Regions from separate parts of the Homo sapiens genome. Here region 1 is linked to region 2. Evidence: chromatin loops called from intact Hi-C (ENCODE). Cell type or tissue: body of pancreas. All regions are shown on one strand. Links, peaks and the distances in the headings refer to the core of each region. The heading gives the core; the rest is flanking DNA.

The links. A loop is a pair of places that touch in the nucleus more often than their neighbours do. Peaks named below come from ENCODE experiments on the same cell type or tissue, not always from the same donor. Only the 100,000 strongest peaks of a DNase experiment are listed, where the experiment ranks them.
Region 1: it touches region 2 in a loop (1.8-fold over the local background); 4 of 110 quality-filtered maps call a loop at or near these places.

Annotation. Positions count from the first base shown.
Region 1 is chr2:134,391,902-134,400,315 of GRCh38, reverse strand. All of the region lies in intron 10 of MGAT5 (alpha-1,6-mannosylglycoprotein 6-beta-N-acetylglucosaminyltransferase), which reads right to left. Among named protein-coding and RNA genes, the nearest start is that of MGAT5, 140 kb to the right of the region's middle. RefSeq lists an enhancer at 8,254-8,363. In body of pancreas, for the core only: a CTCF peak has its summit at 7,463 (motif pointing left); no DNase peak of the experiment used is centred there.
Region 2 is chr2:134,439,705-134,442,204 of GRCh38, reverse strand. It overlaps MGAT5 (alpha-1,6-mannosylglycoprotein 6-beta-N-acetylglucosaminyltransferase), which reads right to left. Exons shown (of 16, transcript NM_002410.5): 15 at 290-447. Among named protein-coding and RNA genes, the nearest start is that of MGAT5, 190 kb to the right of the region's middle. In body of pancreas, for the core only: no CTCF peak of the experiment used is centred there; a DNase peak (open chromatin) is centred at 1,494; H3K27ac peaks cover 2,500 bases.

The DNA.
Region 1 (8,414 bases), core at 5,915-8,414, 48 kb after region 2:
GATGTAACAATTAGGTACTTCTACCTCAGGTCTCTTGTTACCACTTGTAAGAGTTCTGAGTAGAATCCTGGTGCAGATGAACCACGCTGCCTATTCCAGGTAAAGGTGCCCCAGAAGCCTCTCATACCAAACTCCCAGCCAAGTACCTACACCAGTTTTGCACCTGTGGTTCTGTCCCCTTCAAGCTCCATGGACACACATGTCGAATTAGTCACACAGTCCTGTATATTCTGCCTCCATAATATCAAATTGGTCTCCTCTTCTCCAGGATGGAAGGGTCAGTTCTTGCCATCAAGGGGCTCAAAGGATCCCCTTCTGTCTTCATGGACACTCTTATCTTTTGTGTTTAAGATGCAGGATATTCAGGATTTTTAAAATTAAAGGTGTCTTTGTCTGCCTTTCCCCTACACATGGGAAGGCTCAAAATGGGGAGGGCGTTAGAGGTAAGAGACATTTTCCAGCATACACTCCCCCTTCCCTTCCCTTACTTTGGTCATCCAGGCCCAGGGTGAAGGTGACCATAGGTGACCACCATAGACCTGTATGTCCCACTGATCTAAGAACTGGATCGAGATCACTTCTTAGAAAGCTTTCCTTCTCCAACTTAAGAGACTAAGGTCAAAGAAAATTATCTGCTCTAAAAACTTTATCACCAACAGATCTCTGGAGATGCAGTCAAAAAGGGCCTGCACTGAGTATCATATCACAGCATGCAACCACCTCTGTCGCCCAAAGGTTCCAGCTGAGCAACCAGCAACCCCCCTAATGCTTTTATTCTCTAGTTCAATTTAAATTCTCATTAAGAACAACTGATCTAACTGATTAAAACTTAAATCCACCTAAGCTCATTTGAGGGGAGGAGATGCAAAGGGAAGGAGAGCGCATGCTGGAGTCAATGAGCAGTGTTGTCAGTGTCTCTTCAGCTGTTTATGGTTGTAGCTGGAGGCAGGTACATGTTCAGAACCAGTCATAAGATATTTAGAGCTTGGAGAGAAAGCTTTAGAAAAACAATTCAATTTACGCAACACTCCTGTAAGTCCACAGCAGGGGGGAGTGGTAGAATGCAGAACTAGAGAATCAGAAGCTTTCCCCAACTTATTTTACAACATTTTTAAATTGATAATAATTGTACATGTTTATGGGATATATGGGATATTTCAATACATGGATACTACATGTGATGATCAAATCAGGGTATTTAGGGTATCCATCACCTCAAACATTTATCATTTCTTTGTTTTGGGAACATTTCAAGTCCTTTCTTCTAGCTAATCTGAAATAGACAATATACTGTTGGTAACTATAGTCACCCTTGTCTACTATTGAACACTAGAACTTATTCCTTCTATCCACCTTTATGTTTGCACATTAACTCACTACTCTTTATTCCCACCTACCCCTTTTCCCAGCCTCTGGTATCTGTCATTCTACTTTCTACCTCCATGAGGGCCACCTTTTTAGCTCCTACATAGGAGTGAGAACATTCGACATCTGTGACTTGCTTATTTCACTTAACATAATGATCTCCAGCTCCATCCATATTGCTGCAAACTACAGACTGCCATTTTTTTAAATGGCCGAATCGTATTCCATTATGTACATATTTTCTTTATCCATTCATCCGCTGATGGACACTCAAGCTAATTCCGTATCTTGGCTATTGTAAATAGTGCTGCAATAAACATGGGGATGCGGATATCTCTTTGATCTCCAACTTCCTTTTTAGCTGGTGAATTAGGGTATAGGAATGTTCTTTGGTGAATAGCAGTATCCTCCCCAGTAACACCCCTGCTCCCCACTGCAGACACACATATTTCTCCTGGACGTCAGTTCCCCTCATTCACGCAGCACCTTATGACCTGTCATTAAAAAATTCTGCAGCTCAGCCCAAAGTTGGCTCCTCCAGGGTGAACATCTGTGAGTCTTAGGCAGCAGTAGTCCTCCCTGGGAAGTGCTGTCAATCCCTCTCCAGGGTGACAAAACCAGGCTGCAGAGGCAAGCGTGTGTCCCACTCCATGGAGGGCAGAGAAAAATTTAAGTCCTACAGAGAAGGCCTAACAGGACAGTGGCAGGGTCTCGGTCCACAGCTCACGTCATCCAAAATGCTGAGCACTGGAGAATTTTCAACTTCAGATTTTCGGGAATATGGATGTTCAACCAGTTAAGTATTTGCTAATATCTCCAAATCTGAAAAAATCCAAAATCAAAAACACTTCTGGTCCCAAGAATTTTGGATAAGGGATACTCAGCCTGTGGCAGCTCCTCCTCTTTCCCCACAAATATGGAAATCGGCCTGTTACCTGGTTTTACAAACATACAATAATGAATCCTATTTTTTATTTAAGAAACACAAGGCCACAGAGTATGCATTGACCAGAACCAGCCATGGGAGTACTTTACTGTTACTGTAACGTAACTCCTATAAAGGTTGGGGTTGGGGCTGTCAACTGCACAGAATGAAGATCTTGTAAACCTCCCTCCACTACAGGTCGCCTCCATTTGCTCTGCCAGCCCCCTCCTGCATGAACTGCTATCGTAATGTCTGGGCTGGGCTCGTTGTCTCAACAGTGGCACGCTCCTTAGGAGCCCTTTCAGATTGCCCCTGCTCCTCTCTTTTTCAGTCAGTGCTCACACAAACCAGGCTGCCCTCTGCTGCCAGATGGGGAATAAGCTTACCATGGGATGGGGTGATGGGGTCCTCCTTCCTAAATAGCATCGCAGAATTATAGGGGCCTTAGAAATCTATGAGGTGAACCAAGGTTGATGGCAAACAGGACACAGGAAGGAGCAGGGCGAATAAAACCCACCTCCTTTCTCTCCTCCAGACTATTCCACTATTCCAAGGTAGAGCTCCTCCTTGCAGGCCTTTGGGGAGAGTCCAGGCAGCCCAATGTGCTGCTGTGTCTCTGTGGCCCCTGGTGAGGCAGGAGCCAGCATGGTCAGACACACCGTCTGTTACCCTGCACTTCCCTTTTCCTTCATCCTTGCTGCCCTGGATTTGCAACTCCTTCTGCAGCAAAATATTGGTACTTTAGTCTTTGTCTCAGGCCCTGCTTCCTAGAGGCTGTGGGCTAAGACATTGTCTGTAGGCTCTCATTCCTTCAACCCATCCTCCTTATTGTCACTAGGTTCCAAAACTCAAAGTTTTGTTCCCCTATATAAAGAGCTTCCCAACACTGCACACAAGGCCCTTCACAATCTGGGCTTCTGCAAGCTCTCCAGCTTTAACTCCAACTATTCCCTCTGTCATCTGCTAAGGTCTCTGCCTACACTTAACTTATCCCTCATTCCCAAACCTCTCCTGCTCTCTCACACCTGGTCTGCCACTGCTAATGCCCAAAAGAACCTTCTCTCCTCCCTCCTTTTCTTCTGGATGGACTCCTGCCTCCTCCTCCTTTACAAGCAGGCAGTCCTGGATCCACCCAGGTGAAGGTCAATGCTGTCTCCTCTGTGCCTTAACCATCTTCCTGCTTGGGCTGCACTGTCACTGGATGTTCCCAGATGGCTGGAACTGTGAACTTCTCCAGGGCAGAACCAGTAGGCTTGGCAGAGGCCTGGCACAGGGCGAGCGAGCGCTCAGTAAATACAAGCTGGCTGAGTGAAAAACACAAGGAGGGCAGGCACACAAACCACAAAGGACTTATGGACTTGTGGGAAACATGGATCTCGGGCACGGCACATTCCTTCACTTTCCACCTGCTTCCAGCAAACGAGCTTAAAGTCCAAGACTACCTAAGTGTGTATTCTAATCAAAAACAAAATAAAAAGAGTTGTAAAACTTAAAAGGTATATTTTATAGTTGATTCATCCTCCTTTTTATATTGCTCCTAAGTACCACATTCACTTAGGAACTGCAAGGCAAACAAAAAAGAAAAAGAGAGGAGAGAGACAAAAAGAAACTACCTCATCTGCTTGCTCCTGAAGTCTAAAATTCAACAAAGATGAAAAATTATTTTATTCCAAGATTGGAGGTAAGTTCTAAAATGCAAATCTCTGTGAATTTCAGCAGTGTAGCCGAAAAAATTTACATTTCAGAACAATTTAAAGTCTCTGCAGTCTTTGGCTCATTTATCTCAAGTAACCACCCAAGGTCAAGGTATATATGTATGGGGTGGTCCTTGTTGTGTCCCACTCAAACCTTGTGGGGCTCTGAAAAACCCTTGGAAGCTAAGAATCTCAAAGCCTGTTCACCTCTGTCTCTTCCTTCCCAAACCCTTACCTCTCTAGGAGAAAAAGATGGTGCTCAATGATTGCAGTGGCACAATAAGGGGAAGCTTGCTGTCTTGTTTCCAGCCCAGTCTGTGGTCCACCTATTGGCCCACAGGCCCTAAAAAGAGGGGAGTCTGCTTCCTTTCATGTACTGGCCTCCACATTTAGTCTTGGCTTGAGCTCATCTGGTATAAATTAGGATTCATCTTGGGCAATGGGTCTCAAGTATGATACTGAGTGGCTCTAGAATTTGCCTATCTGGGGGAACGAACAGGAAGAAAGAACAGCCACAAACACTTTACTTATTATTCTCTACTGTCCAATTAGGTGAGAATTTTGGTTTCTGGTCCAAAGACAGACATAGGGAGATTTCTGAGGCTAAATGGGTGGTACGGAAAGAGCAATGGTCCTGTATTTGCAACTTGATGGCAAATGTCTCATCCATAAATAGGAAGTAATACCACTTAATGGTTCTTTTAGACAACTATTACATGTACAGTGCTGAGCCAGCACTGGGAATAAAATGCATTTAAAATATGTTTAAGTATGTACCCTTGCTTTTAAAAACAAGGTGCTAATACTACTCCAAAGCCATAAAACGGGACAAGCTAGACATGAGAGTCCTGAGCTGGCTAGCATCTTCACATCACTGCCCATGTGGAACCAATGCTTATGCCCACTCTACATCTCTCAGTCCGAACTGGTCAGTGTGGGTCTCTATTTTCCAGCACTTTTGTTTTTCAGGATTTTCTCTGCCTTAGCACAGAGCTTTCTGCCATTTAACGAATGGCTCTTAAAGGACCCTGGGGAACCACCAGCCAGTTTATGAAAACAAGAAACCCTTTGGCATGACCTCCTTTCTGCTTTAAGAAGGGCAGGAGGCCTTCAAATTGCAGAGCTGGTTTCTCTTTTCCTCAATGCAAATGCAGTCACTTACGGATAATGATGTTCCTTCATCTACTCTGATTGGCATGGTCCTAAAGCAACAAAGCCCACCAGCTATACTACCATGCAGAAAACAGGCTGGTAGGTTGAAAACACACCACCACAGCCCAAATGTGTCAGCAAACTCCTCCAAGAGCTTTCTGTTTTCCACCTATCTGGGCAGTAACCACAGAAAACAGACTGTTTAGTGACAAAGAGGGCTGTCACAGTGGAAGGTTTTGCCTTGGCAAACTGAAATTGCATGTTTTATAGAATCCCTAAAGGGTCAGGAAATCATGGACTGAATATCCTTTCCTGAAAGGAGGAGATAGCTTGATGAGCTTGGCCAGATACTGTTTAAAGGCAAGGGAGAAGTGTCTCCTATTATTACAGGACCATCCTGTGAGAGTTGTCAGGGAAGAATTTTGGAAAACTGCATGGTCACACTGGCAGTAGGTGTGACGGGGCTTCCTCTGAAAATTAAACTGAGGCCCCAAAGGCCAGGAACCAAACCACAGAGGCCAAGTACCACCCAATCACATCAGTAAAGAATAAATTAAAAATAATATGAAAAATATAAAGTAATACATTAATACTTTTAAATCATTTTAGTGTATTTCTTGGTAACAAGAAGGGGGGAGAATTCTATCTATATATTGGTCTCTCTTAGTAAGGAATAACATTACATTTTGTGTTTTCCAGTATTAACTGTTGTAAATCTGTGAGGGATTCCATCAAAGTAATACTCTTCATATATTCATGTTAAAGGACAGTATTAGCAGATGTCAATTGATCTTTACTCAGTTGATCAAGAAACATTCTTAAAATTAATTTCAAAAAGTTTTTTTTCATATGAAGCAAAATATAAAAATACGAACACACACAGTGACTGGCAGAACACAATTTCTGCAGGCCAGGATGAAAAGTAATTGCTTTCTTGTAATTTCCAACTTTTCTACTTGTAATTATCTTACAACCAAGGGAGAAAGATAAGACCTGTCTGCAAAATCACATTTGGCAGCTCCAATGGGCACGTCTCATATATAGTAATTATGTAGAAATCTGGGAGGTGGGATGAGTGGAGAAGGCCCAGTTTCATTGGGAAACCAGAAAGGGAAAAAGGCGTGTGAGGCAGGGCCCACTTCTATGGGATGGTACACACCTTTACCTTTCATCCCAAGGGCCTTACCTTCCTGCCAGCCTCTCAAAGTTAGGAATAAAAAGGGCAGCCTGAATTCAATGCACCACACATAAGGAAGGAGTTTATACTCCACTCAATATGCATGTGCTTCTCCCTGGATCCTTCCAAAGCAGCAGGTGGTGGGGGTGGGGGTGGGGTGCAACCAGGACAGCTTCATTAGTTTGATTCTGAATTACATAAAACATGAGACCAGGCCACCATGTTGTGGAGAAGCATGGCGGCACAGAGTCAAGGGCTGAAACAATTTCACTCAGTGCTTAATTTACTGTAAAATAATAAATCATATGATTCTAGAGTAGTATTTGGAGATGTTCCTCTCTTTGAAGCCCCAATAGATAATAAAAGGCACCTCTCTGGGGACACCAGGACAGCCAGATTCAGGCAGGTTGCAATGCCCCTTCTGGTGCCATCCCAGCTCTTGACTTCATTGTCTGCACGGGGGATGACAGACTCCAAATAAGACATAATTTAATGTGCCAGGAAGCTCTCATTGTTATAATAATTATACGCAGGGTAAACAGCACTGCTTCAAAAAGACAAGACTTTTTGAAGATCCTTATGCTTGGCAGCTCTTACCAGCAGTCTCACAGAAGGGGTGGCATTAATTACTCAGAGTGGAGACAGGGGAGAATTGGTCTCTGTCTGTAAATAGCCTTTACACAGGCAGGCCAGCCCTCCCACACTGATCTGAGGTAATCTGGCCTTTTCTGGGGCCCTATCCATATTTGTGTAAAATTTAGCAGGCAGTTTGGGGTCAAGAATGAAGTAATCTGTGTTTTTATTCCAGTTCTCTGACTAACTTCTTATGGGACTTCGGCAAGTTCCCAAAGTTCAGTTTTCTTATCTGTAAAATGAAGGAATATTAAACCTGCCCTATTATCTCACGTGGGTATTCACGGAAACAAATGAGATTTTTAAATTATTATGTGAAGGCACATTCTTTCACAAACTCGCTGTCCCCAAGGCTCATGCATCTGAAAGAGCTCTACCCAGCACTTAGTTATGGCTGAGATTGGGGACACCATGGACCTCAGAGGATGCAATGCCTTCGTGTGGTGTGGGGCAGACCCATCCCTCACCAAGGGCTTTCTGTCCTAGATGCTGGGTCCACTGACCCAGGGGTGCCCCCTTCTGGGTGGGACAGCATAGGCTGGTTTCCACTATGCCACATCACTAAGGTGCATTTCTAATTTTAAGCTCTAGTTGTAGGGCTGTGCTTGCTAAATTTCCTTGCTGAGGCACTCAGCCCCATGCCATATGCATTAATACCCATGGCTTCATGATGATGGATGTGTCCACTGGTAATAATGCACATAATCTCTCCCCTCAGAATACCGAGTGTCAACATGCTGTTGTTGTAGGCGGGGACTTGACACGTGACAAACCAGGCCACTTAAAACACAAGACTCTCTTGGGCTCCTTCCTTCCCCTGCTCCCACCAAGCTAAGAACAAACTTCTAAATTCCAGGCACGATCTCTTTGTGTTTGAGGTGTACAGATTGAGATTCTGATTCAGGTATAGCAGCGTAAGGTCCCTTTAAAGGACAGCTGACCACCAGGCTTTAAATGAAGAGCTGATTTTTAAGACAGAAGCTAAAAATATCCTCTCCATCTCTCTCCTCAAAATAAATCACATGCCTCTTGAAATTTATTCACCTCATTCCTGATTTCTTAAAAACATGAAGATAGCAAAATAAAAGTGATCACTCTAATTAGAGTACCTTCCAATCTAAAATGCTGCAAATAAACATATTTGAAAGGAAAAGCAGCTGAAGTGTCTAATTTGCAAGCAGCAGTTTGAAAACAGGAACAATTAAAATACACTGGTAAAGCAAAGCTGAGGTCTCATACTCATCAATGGTTTCAGAAAATCTCTCACTTTCTACGTCCTCCTCCCCATTTCTCAGGCAGCTTCTGAGTGCTGAAGCTCTGCCCTGTTACCAATGCCAACACGACACACCCTATAGAGAGGTGTGTCTATAAGAAAAAGGGAGAAGGACCCAGAGCCAGGAAACCAGGATTTCAAACTTTGACATTGCCCTTTGCTGGCTATGTGCCCTTGGGAAGTGGTTTCACCCAC
Region 2 (2,500 bases), core at 1-2,500:
CCTCCCACAATCTTCAAACCCAGATACAGCTTTATTTATGCAAATACAACACTCCCATTTAAATTCTAAACACATCATCATGCCAGGTGACTTCATCTCACCCAAAAGGAACGGTAACAACACTGGGCTAACTCTCTAGGGGGATCCTGCTGCAACCTACTCCCCTCCCACACCTTATCCCCACAGCCCAGTAGCTTGGAAGAGGAAACCTGTACCTCTCACCTGACTACCCAACAAGGCCAGCTGGAGTCTAGGGGCTGAGTCCCCACCCCCACCCCAGGGCACTTACTTCAGCATGTCCTTGTCCTTGTTGAGGTGCTGGAAGAAAGAAGGCTCGCAGATGAGCTGGCTCTCCTGGCACACCTGCTTGCAGGACTGCCCGGGCTCAGCAAGCTTGACCTGTAGGGCGCTGAGGGGTGGCCACATCACTTGCCCATGGCAGAAGTCCTAGAACGACAATGAAGCCATCAGCCACAGGTCCAAGGATACAGCTGGGGATCCCCAGCCCTGCCAACCACCCTAGCAATGGAGGCGGCACACTGGGAGAGCACAGGGACGGGGAAGAGTTGGGAGCCACATGGATGGGCTGGATTGGGGCTCAGCTGGAATATGCCTTCAGCCCAGGTCTTGACCTCCCTAACCACCAGCTTACTCAACCTCAAGACAGGGACCAACAGCAGTGCCTTCCACAAAGGGCTCCAGGATGAGAGGTCATACTTGTGATGAGCTTGGCACCACGCCTGCCCGTGAAGGGTGGCTATTCTCAATCATCACCATCAACACTTATGCAGCCAGGCTATTTAGAGCCTCTGCTCTTCAAGGCCCATCTTCAGACCAGCTTCCACCAGCTGGTCTGTTCTCTTCTCTGATTCCAAAGGCACTGTGTCTACCCTATCTTGGCAGTTACCTAATACGACACTGTTTCATAAGCGCTACTTTTATCTCAATGGCAAGGTTCTGACGCTGTGAGGTGAAGATCACGCCAAGGAGACTGCAGACACTTCTGACACCACCTCATATGGTGCTGTGTCTTTGGTAGGGACTTAGTGCTGGTTGGTTGAAAACAAGCACAGTAAGTCCTCACTTAGTGTCGTCAATAGTCTCTCAGAAACTGCAACGTTAAGCGAAATGACAATATAAAGAAACCAATTTTACAACAGGCTAATTGATATTAACAAGAGTTAAGTTCCTATGGTACATTTCTTGTCAAAAAACATCACCAAACTTCTAAATAAAGACCCAAAACACTTCTAATATTAAACATTGAAACAAATGTGAGCTATACACACATTTAAGAAAGATGAATAAATACAAATAAGATAAATTATTTACTCAATTTTTGGTGAATCAGTGAGTGACGGCAGTTGTGGTGGTGGGTTCAATCGAGGAATACACATTTGCGAAGTGAAAATCGTAAGAAGTGCCTCCTCCCACCTCATAATTCACTATCAATCAATCACTAACATGGCACCGCAATCAGGCCTGCCTCCACCAGCTGGTCTGTTCCCTTCTGATTTCTTGCATGTGTATGATTATCGTAGACTTTATGAAGTTTTATTGTACAATAATTTGTATCGATTCATTTGTTTTCGAACGCTCTTATTCCAGCTCAGTGTTGAGGGCGGCTGGAGCCTATCCCAGCAGCTCAGGGTGCCAGACGGGAAGCAGCCCTGGACAGGACATGGTTCTATCGCGGGGTGCATTCATGCGCACCCCCACTCACTCATGCTGGGACCATGTAGACACGCCAGTTCACCTCAGGTGCCCAGCTTTGGAATGTGGGAGAAAACCAGAGACCCTGGAGAAAACCCATGAAGACACAGGGAGAATGGGCTGACTCCACACAGACAGTGGGCCCGACCAGGAATCAACTTTCTTCATTCTAAACATTATAGCAAAATGACATTATTTGAGGATCTTCTGTACAACATTTCGTATATTCAAGAACTGGAGAAATAGAAGTCTAAGTAGCATGTGATAGGATGAGCAGGAATATGGCACCCCCTACCAAGAATGTGTGTTAAGTGCTCCGAGTGGGGCAGAGCCAGTTGACCCTGGGATCTAGAGGGAATAGAGGAAACCAGCAGGTCTAAGGAGGACTCGGGGGTGAGGAGAGGGTTGGAGGACTGCCACTGAGCAGTAACATGGAGTACCAGCACCAGGAGTGGTAAGGAGATGTACTTTTCAATGTGTGTCCTTCTAGAGTAGCCTACTTTTCCTCACGTTTCCTTTCCAGATCTGTGCGGAGGAGGAGTTGATCAGTAATCTCAGGGCCCAGGGCTCCTAGCACTGACGCAAGCCGAGGAAATGTTTCTGTCCCTCCCTTGTCTGTCATGTGGAATGCCACCACAGGGATATGAGGGTCTCATGCTGCCAGGCGGGCCCCTTGGCATGGAGGTGGGTGTAGCACCAGAAGAGGGGCTGGCCCAGAGCTGCATCCAGAGGGCATACTGTTGCCATTTTTCTTTTCTTTTTTTTTTAACCTTGTGCTTGTATAGAT